2 separate regions of the Homo sapiens genome follow, and region 2 is linked to region 1. A link is a contact called in ENCODE Hi-C or POLR2A ChIA-PET data. All regions are on one chromosome and are shown on one strand. Each heading gives the region's core, a stretch centred on a gene start or an enhancer-like site at or near the end of the contact. The rest is flanking DNA. Distances are from core to core; before and after follow the strand shown.

The links. Hi-C counts contacts between places; a loop is a spot of excess contacts on that map. ChIA-PET counts read pairs that join two places held with the same protein, here RNA polymerase II (POLR2A). Pooled maps may share reads with other maps.
Region 2: a loop to region 1 is called in a pooled map, with 5 times the contacts of the local background. The contact joins the promoter of KLHL25 here to the enhancer-like site in region 1. A Hi-C loop is called at or near these places in 6 of 50 pooled maps. POLR2A ChIA-PET finds 5 or more read pairs at or near these places in 2 of 52 experiments (activated T-cell and activated naive CD4-positive, alpha-beta T cell).

What each region holds. Positions count from the first base shown.
Region 1 is chr15:84,632,750-84,636,866 of GRCh38, reverse strand. It overlaps the pseudogene SCAND2P and the pseudogene EGLN1P1. Among named protein-coding and RNA genes, the nearest start is that of WDR73, 19 kb to the left of the region's middle. RefSeq lists silencers at 2,580-2,659, 3,130-3,479. Within about 2 kb of position 2,731, at least 6 of the 41 ENCODE cell types and tissues checked have a DNase peak (open chromatin) inside an H3K27ac peak, as active enhancers do.
Region 2 is chr15:85,793,651-85,797,734 of GRCh38, reverse strand. It overlaps KLHL25 (kelch like family member 25), which reads left to right and starts at 2,810. Exons shown (of 3, transcript NM_022480.4): 1 at 2,810-2,969. RefSeq lists silencers at 2,620-2,689, 2,840-3,139.

The DNA.
Region 1 (4,117 bases), core at 1,482-3,981:
AAGTTTTAGGTTTTCCCCTCCATATCCATCTAGGTACTGACTGTCAGGGTTTTATGATTTTGTTTTTCAGGTTTTTTGTTTGCTTTTTGTTTTTTTGAGACAGGGCCTCGATCTGTCGCCCAGGCTGGAGTGCAGTGGCGTGACCTTGGCTTACCGCAGCCTTAACCTCCTGGGCTCAGGTGATCCTCCCACCTCAGCCTTCTGAGTAGCTGGGACTACAGGTGCCTGCCACCATGCCCGGCTAATTTTTTTTTTTTTTTTTTTTGTATTTTTAGAGGAGACGGAGTTTCACCATATTGCCCAGGCTCATCTCTGAACTCCTGGGCTCAAGCAATCCACCCACCTCAGCCTCCAAAGTACTGGAATTACAGGCATGAGCCACCATAACTGGCCTTGTTTTTCAGTTTTGATAACACACCTGAGTCATCTAAATTGGTCTGGGGACACTTAACTGTTTTAAGGATTACTGCACCTTAGTTTAACCCTACCCTTTTGCCCTTCCCACCAACCAGACCTAAAATCTGTCTCCAACTGTAACCTATTGGGACCGGTAATCTCTGACTCACATAAGGAAAGGTGCTACAGGCTCCCCTATGTTGTTTTACAAAACATGCCAACCGAGGTCCTTCTTCACTTTGGAGGTGCCCATTTAGGATCCCAGAAATTCATGCGGTCAGCCTGAGGTCAACACACCAATCTTCTAAGTAGAAGGGAGCTGTACCTTCTACCCCACTTTCTGCACTCACAGAGTACTTCTATGCCCTCCCCACAGAAGGGTACTTCCTTCCTCCCCACACTGCTGCTACTTTTTTTTTTTTTAAATCTGATTTTGCACTTTTTTTTTTTTCTAAGCTAAACATCTTTCAGTACAGGTAAGAAGACTGGCATCACATCTGGGAAGTGCCTTAACAGATATCTGAGGAGTTACTGCACATTAAGTCGGTAACAACACACTTCGGTTTCAAGGCGTATGTAATCTTCCCTTGATGCTCTTCAACAGAGACAAGGTTCCTGTCTGTAGATCAAATAAATCACAGTATTAGGAAAAAAAATAACAGCAAATTTGGAAGTACAATCAACTTAAGGAGAAGCAAAGGAAAAGACTTAGAAATGGGACATTATTGTCTACATCTAGAGGATACATGTATCTGAAAGCTTAAGAAAGCCCTTATCTTAGGAACTTGAAGCTGAGGATAATCTCAAGTTCACTTAGTGCCAGTCACTTTAGTTTTTAAAAAAATTTAACTTAAACCCCAGCCTAGGCAACATGGTGAAACCCAGTCTCTACTAAAAATACAAAAATTAGCCAGGCATGGTGGTATGTGCCTGTAGTCCCAGCTAGTTGTGAGGCTGAGGCGGGAGGATTGCTTGAACCTGGGAGACAGTGGGGTTGCAGTGAGCTGAGAATGCACCACTGCACTCCAGCCTGGGTAACAGAGCAAGACTCAAAAAAAAAAAAAAAATTAAACTCTTCTTATTGTGTCTTTTTCCTTGTAAGACATTAACTAAAAGTTACTGGTAGTAAATGGTGACTGTTTTACAATTGGGTTTCATTATTGACAATATCAAAAAAAAGCAGCAATCTTTAAGAGTTCAAATTAGTGTAAGATAGGAAGGACTGCAAAACAATCTGATTTTTCAGTTGTAATTAAAGTGCTCCTTTTCTTATTTTAAGTAAAATAAAATTAATCAGTCACTGGCAACAATCATTATTAAGAGGTCTTTTAGGGCAAAATTTAATAGTATGAAGAGGTTTACAAAAATAGATTGACGTTATTTTGAGAAATACTGTAATTTTTTCTCAATTCAGTTTTGATAAATTGTACCTAATCATAGAAAAATTATTCCAATTCAAACTTGACATATATTAAAAAAGTAGAGATGAAATTAACTCAGCTACGTAACAGATCTGGCAAAATATAAGAATGAAAAAAATTCTACACAGGGCACTTATTTCATATCCAGAGGTAAAAACATTTTCTATTAGTAGCTTATCTTCTTCCTGTAAGCAATCACAGATTCTAAGTTGATCATGCGGTACAAAGTCACAGCAGTCAGAATCTTCTGTTTGATGCAACACACAAAGTTGTTTGTTTCCTTACTAAAATGCGAACTGGTTGTCTATTTTTCTTTATCCCATTTATTCGTATTCACAAATTAACAAATAGCGTCAACAATTATTGTAGGTGAAGTGGGGTATTGCTGGATCAAAGGCTCTATAAGACGTCTTTACTGACTGAATCTGAAGGTTTATTGAGTTCAATCCTCACACCTTTTTCACCTGTTAGATATTTTACTTTAGCTCGTGCTCTCTCATCTGCATCAAATACCAAACAGTTATTGCGTACTTTGTAGCATATGCTGGTTGTACTTCATGAGGGTTGCGATGGTCAGACCAGAAAAACAGCAGTCTATCAAATTTGGGTTCAATGTCAGCAAACTAGGCTTTACCTTCTAGAAAAATTCGAAGTATACCTCCACTTACCTTGGCATCCCGTTCTTTAACGTAATGTAATACATTTCACACGTCTTCCGTCTCCATTTGGATTATCAACATGACGTACATAACCCGTTCCATTGACCGGATAACAAGCAGCCATGGCTTTTGTCCGGCCCGGGGACGCGCGAGGCGGGGACGCGGCCGCCGCGGGGTCGGCCGCGGACTTGGCCTTTGCCTTGGCTGCGTCCCCGGAGGCGCTGTCCCGGCGCCTCGCTGCCTTCCTGGCCTCCAGGGCCCGGTCCCTGGACGGCGGCGCTGCAGCGGGCGGCGCGGGGCCGGAGTCCTGGTGAGGGCCCCCTCCGTGGCCGAGGGCGCCCTCGCTGCCCTGGCACACGAGCTTGTGCTTCTTCCAGTCCTGGCGCTGGCGCTCCTTGCAGCAGAAGGAGCTGCGGCTGCAGCGCAGCAGGTTCTCCATCTTCCCGCACAGCTCGCAGTACTGCCGGTCTCGCTCGCTCGAGCTCGGCTCGCCGGGCCCGCAGCTGTCATTGGCCATGGCGACCGCAGCTGAGCAGGAGGGGTGCGGCCGGACGGCCTCGCCCGAGGCTGGGGAGCGGAGAGAGAGATAGGGGCCGTCACTGCGCCATGCACCCGCTACCCTTGACTCAAGGAGGCTGGCACCCAGGGCCCTCGGCCGGGTCGCTTCCGAGTCCTAGGCTCCGGCGCAGCGCAGGCGGCCGCCTCAGCGCCTAATCGCCGCCGTGGGCTGAGAGAACGCGGCCTGTGCGGCGAACGGCAACCCGGGCTCGGGCGCGCGAGCCTGCGGAGCGCAAGACCGGCCCCCTCGGCTGCCGCCACCGCCTCAGCGTCCCGGGCGGCCCGGCCCAGGCTGCGGAGGAGCGCAGGGTAAGCGGGTGCCGCTCGCTCTGCGCATTCTGCACGTACACCACGGTACGGCGGCGACCCGGCCGTGCGGCGCGCGTGGGCCCACACTGCGATTTCTTATCACTCTTGCGGACGGGCTAGAGTTCGTTCTATTTTGGGGCTGTGCTTCAACTGTTCCTCTGGTTCTGCTGTGAACTTCACCATTGCCTGGAACAGACAGATTCTGTCTGTGCTTGCTTCGGATGGATGTTTAGAGAACTCAGTACTGATCCTGAGGGCTCCTTCTTTGAGAGCACATCCTGTCCCTCTTCAAGGACTGGAAGTGGTCAAAATTCTGTAGGGACTAAAACTTAAACATCCCAAACATAAAAAAGCAGAGGAAAGGTTGGGTGCAGTGGCTCACGCCTGTAATCCCAACACTTTGGGAGGCCGAGGTGGGTGGATCACAAGGTCAGGAGTTCGAGGCCAGCCTGGCCAATATGGTGAAACCCAGTCTCTACTAAAAATACAAAAATTAGCCGGGCGTGGTGGTGGGCGCCTGTAGTCCCAGCTACTAGGGAGGCTGAGGCAGGAGACTCGCTTGAACCCGGTTGGCGGAGGTTGCAATGACCCGAGATGGCACCACTGCACTCCAGCCTGGGTGACAGAGCGAGACTCCCTTTCCAAAAAAAAAAAAAAAAAAAAAAAAGCAGAGGAAAAAGCCAGTCTTATGCAAAAGCCTGCAACAGCAGTAAAGACGGCAGACATGTGGAAGGCTTTATGGAGATAAGGCCATGGACCACTGCATCCTGGCCA
Region 2 (4,084 bases), core at 1,561-4,060, 1.2 Mb before region 1:
GCTCTTCCGCCATTATTCCTTCCTACTGTCTGGGATATAGGTGTCAGAGTTGGAGCCCTAGCAGCCATCTTGGACTATGGGGCAACCTTGCAAATGGGAACCAAGCATTACAGATGAAGGAATAAAAATACAGTAGCCCGTGTTTCTGACAACTGTGGAGTTGCCAACAAAGGATAGCTTAACTTTAGCTTTATTTTGCATAAGCAAGAAACTTCTATCTTGTTTCAGTCACAGTTAATTTTGGGTTTTCTGTCATATGCAGTAAAAACTAATTCTAACGGATATGAGATTTATTCACAGTATTTCAAAACTGTGTAGACAACTTTGATGCAGCCCTAAGAGTTCTGAGATGAATTCATGGTCCCTGCCCTCCCAGAGCTCCCTGCACAGCAGGTGGACTAGCTAAGCAGGCCATTACAACACTGGCTGGTAAGGGCTGCGTTGACGGTAATGCTCCAGGGTCCGCAATAGATGGCAAGGCAAACTTCCGCTCTTCCTCTCATCTTCTTTCAAATCGTACCTAAATTCGATTAACTCCACACGTGTTCTTAGTCTGATTTTGTCCCATTGCTTACACTGTATTTGATTTTAATATATTCTAGTACCTAATTTAAGCCTTGGAGTTGAAGAGAGAAAAAATTATAATGTGGACCAGATTTTACTGGGCGGTTGGCACTTATAATTTTACAGCGAACCTGCATAAAATAATAAGCAACAGTTATAAACTTGCCAAGAATCAATTTTGCATGTGGAGCTTCATTCAACCAACAATTCTATAAACACTCTAGTGCTAGAAAATCGGCAGGATAAAACTACAAATGTGATCTCTGTCATTTCCTTAATGAAGTAATTACTTTGATGCTAATGTGTTGGAGCTGGTTCCTTCCGGTGGGTTGGTGGTCTCGCTGACTTCAGGAATGAAGCTGCGGACCTTCACGGTGAGTGTTACAGCTCTTAGAGGTGGCGTGAACCCAAAGAGTGAGCAGCAGAAAAATTTACCGTGGAGAGCGAAAGAACAAAGCCCCCACAGCGCCAAAGGGGACCCAAGTGGGTTGCTGCTCCTGGCTGGGGGGCGGCCAGCTTTTATTAGCTTATTTGTCCAGGCCCATGTGCTGCTGATTGGTCCATTTTACAGAGTGCTGATTGGTCCGTTTTACAAACCTCTAGCTAGCCACAGAGTGCTGATTGGTGCATTTCTACAGAGCACTAATTGGTACATTTTACAAACCTCTAGCTAGATACAGAGCGCTGATTGGTGCATTTTACAATCCTCTTGTAAGACAGAAAAGTTCTCCAAGTCCCCACTGGACCCAGAAAGTCCAGCTGGCTTCACCTCTCACTACCTTTTCTCTTCAGAAGGCACCTTAACAGTGCACTTGGCAAGCTTCTTACCTCTGGCCAATATTGTTCATAAATATCAGAACCCTGGTGCCTTAGATGTCTGCAGATCTGGGCCAAATGGAAGCACAAATCTGTACTGAGCACTTACTACATGCCAGGCCTATTCCATATGTTATCTTAATCTTTCCCATACCCCTGCAAGAAAGGTTTTAGAATCCTCTTCACCAGTAAGAACCAGACACCAGAGAGTCTGAGCCATCTGCTTCAGTCCTACCCAGCTCTTGAGGGGCAGGGCGGGGCTTCAAACCCAGAACATCAAGCTGTTTCCCAAAAATGCCTTCCCTGGTGGTATCTTCTCATCATCTCCCAGTCTTTTAACCCTGGCATATCTGTCCTGTCTAAGCAGCTTTCTACCCAGGGGCTCTATTTCCCAGGTTCCACTAGTCACAATCCTATCCCCTCTCCCAAATCTTTGTACACTTTCTTAGACCTTCCTTGCACCTCCCACCTCCACCTCCGTCAGGGTGACCTCTGCTTCCTGGGAATTTCCCCGCCCCAGGCTTGGCTCTTTCGTTCTTATCACTTTCTATGCTTTACCTTTTGTATCCTTAAGCAACCTACTTGAATTATCGATTTTCATTGGGAGGGAGAAAAGAGAGGACATTTATTGCGCACTCATTTGTCTGGGAATTTGTCTCCTTTAATCCCCCAAATAATCCGATGAGGAGTTTTTATCTGCCGCTTTACGGATGAGATTGGACACACACAGTAAGCTGAAGTAGTAGTCAGGAGGGAAAAGGACGAAGAATCACAAACCGTTCTCCCCCTCCAAGATGAGTGCATGGTGTGGGCGTCCAGGAAACGTTCCTGGAAGAAATTATTGGATGGATGGATGAATGAATGAATGAACGAACATTTAAAGGCTGGCTTACGAAAGGAGTTTAGTGAGAAATGACACAGAGAGGAGAGCTGAAATACTCCAAAAAATACAGATTTCAAGTACAGGTGGGGTTTGGAGGCTGCAGAAAGTCCCAAACATTCAAACAAGCCCAGAGTGAAAGACAGGGTTTCATTAACACTCGGGCAACTACTAGTGTGGCTCTGAAGAGTCTAAAGAGATCTACAACACTTGTGACCCGAACACAAAAGAGGCATATGCAATCTACAGTGCTCCCTCTGGAAAGCTCTAGAACACCGTCGCGTTTTGTTCCCAAACTTGGGCGGCGGGGTTGGGCAGGCGCCTGTCTCTTTAAGAATCTGGTCGAAGTCCTTTTCCTCGCCCCGCCCCGCCCCCGGTCCCCCCCCCTCCCCGCCCCCGGCCCCCCACCCCCCGGTGCCGGCGCGGCCTGGGGCCCACCCCCTTCTTTTCTGCGGCTGCACTGAAGGGTTCGGCTGCCCATCCGTCACAGAGGCGATGCCTCTGATTGGCTGCTGCTCTTCGGGCCGGGAGGCGGGGCGGGAAGGCCGGAGAAACTAGTTTGTTGGCGGCGCCTAGGCTGTATCGCAGCGAGAGCGTTTTTGCCTGTGGAGAGCCGGCCGACGGGAGCCGCGGCGGAGCCTGTTGAGCTCGCGCGGGCTGCCGGGAGTGGTCTCTGAGGCGGCGGCGGCGGCGGGGATCGTCTCCGGCAGTGAGTATCCAGGCCGGGCGGGGACGCCGTGCTCTGGCCGCAGCACCCGCGCCCCCGCTCCCTGCGCTGGGGACTCACCACCCCGGGCCGGGCCGGGACCAAGCGCTCGGAGCCCCCGCGGGACTACGTGTCCCGGGAGGGGGCCCCGCGGCTGGGGCCGGGGCCCTGGGACAATGGTGGGGAGCGGCGGCCGGCCGGCACCCCGCGGCTCCGCGAGGGAATTCGCCGAGAGCTCTGCGCGAGGGAATGAATTGTTTGGCAAATGGATGTTGCGCGCGGGAGCCGCTACTCTTTCCCCAGGGAGTGGTTGATTCATTGAGTCCGCAGACTCTTTTTTTTAAAAAATTACTATTGATCCTGGAAAGAGAGACTGCTTGTCTTTGAGGACGCGAGCGGCGATGCCCCGCGCCTTGGACGCCCAGGCCGGATGGCTGCCTGCCTGGCGCAGAGCGAGGGCCCGGGGTTCACAAGGGGAGGGTTTGCGCGGGCCTGGCCGCGGAGCCCCGAGCCGTTCACGTTCCGCCTGCCAGGGTCCCTCGTTTCGGTTTGCAGAACTGTCCAGCGGCAGAGAAAGGTCGCACTCAAAGGCACACCCACCTGTCCACCTGGGTGGCGGCCAGACTGGCAGGTCCAGAGCAAGCCCTCTAGCCTGACTCTAATTACCACACTTGCCCTGGCTCCGAGACACACCGCGCGATGTTACGCCCCCACTCCCCCTGTCTCTTTCGTAGTTGCTTTAGAAGCTTTTCTCTTGGGGGATTGTGCCCGGGAGATACCAGATACTTTTTTTGTGTTGCTGCTCTAAGCCCCCAAAGTGCATTCCCATTGTCTTTGAACAAAGAAACATCTCTCTAGAGGCCTGACCCAACGAACTGTGGGTGAGGGGGCGGACCCAGGCCCCTGCAGATTTAATCTGGACGCTCTTGGGTCCTGCTGGATCCCGGTGAATTTGACCTTGGGGAAGGCGGGCTGGACTTTGACTCTCCTCGGTAGTCAGGGCAGAGAATGCCAGGTGTCTGGACCATTTGGTTCCACTCTATCGGCCCAATAGAGAGAGGAAGGGAAGGAAGTTAGCAGTAGCACCAGGAGAGGAGGCAGGATTCCACGGTCTGTAT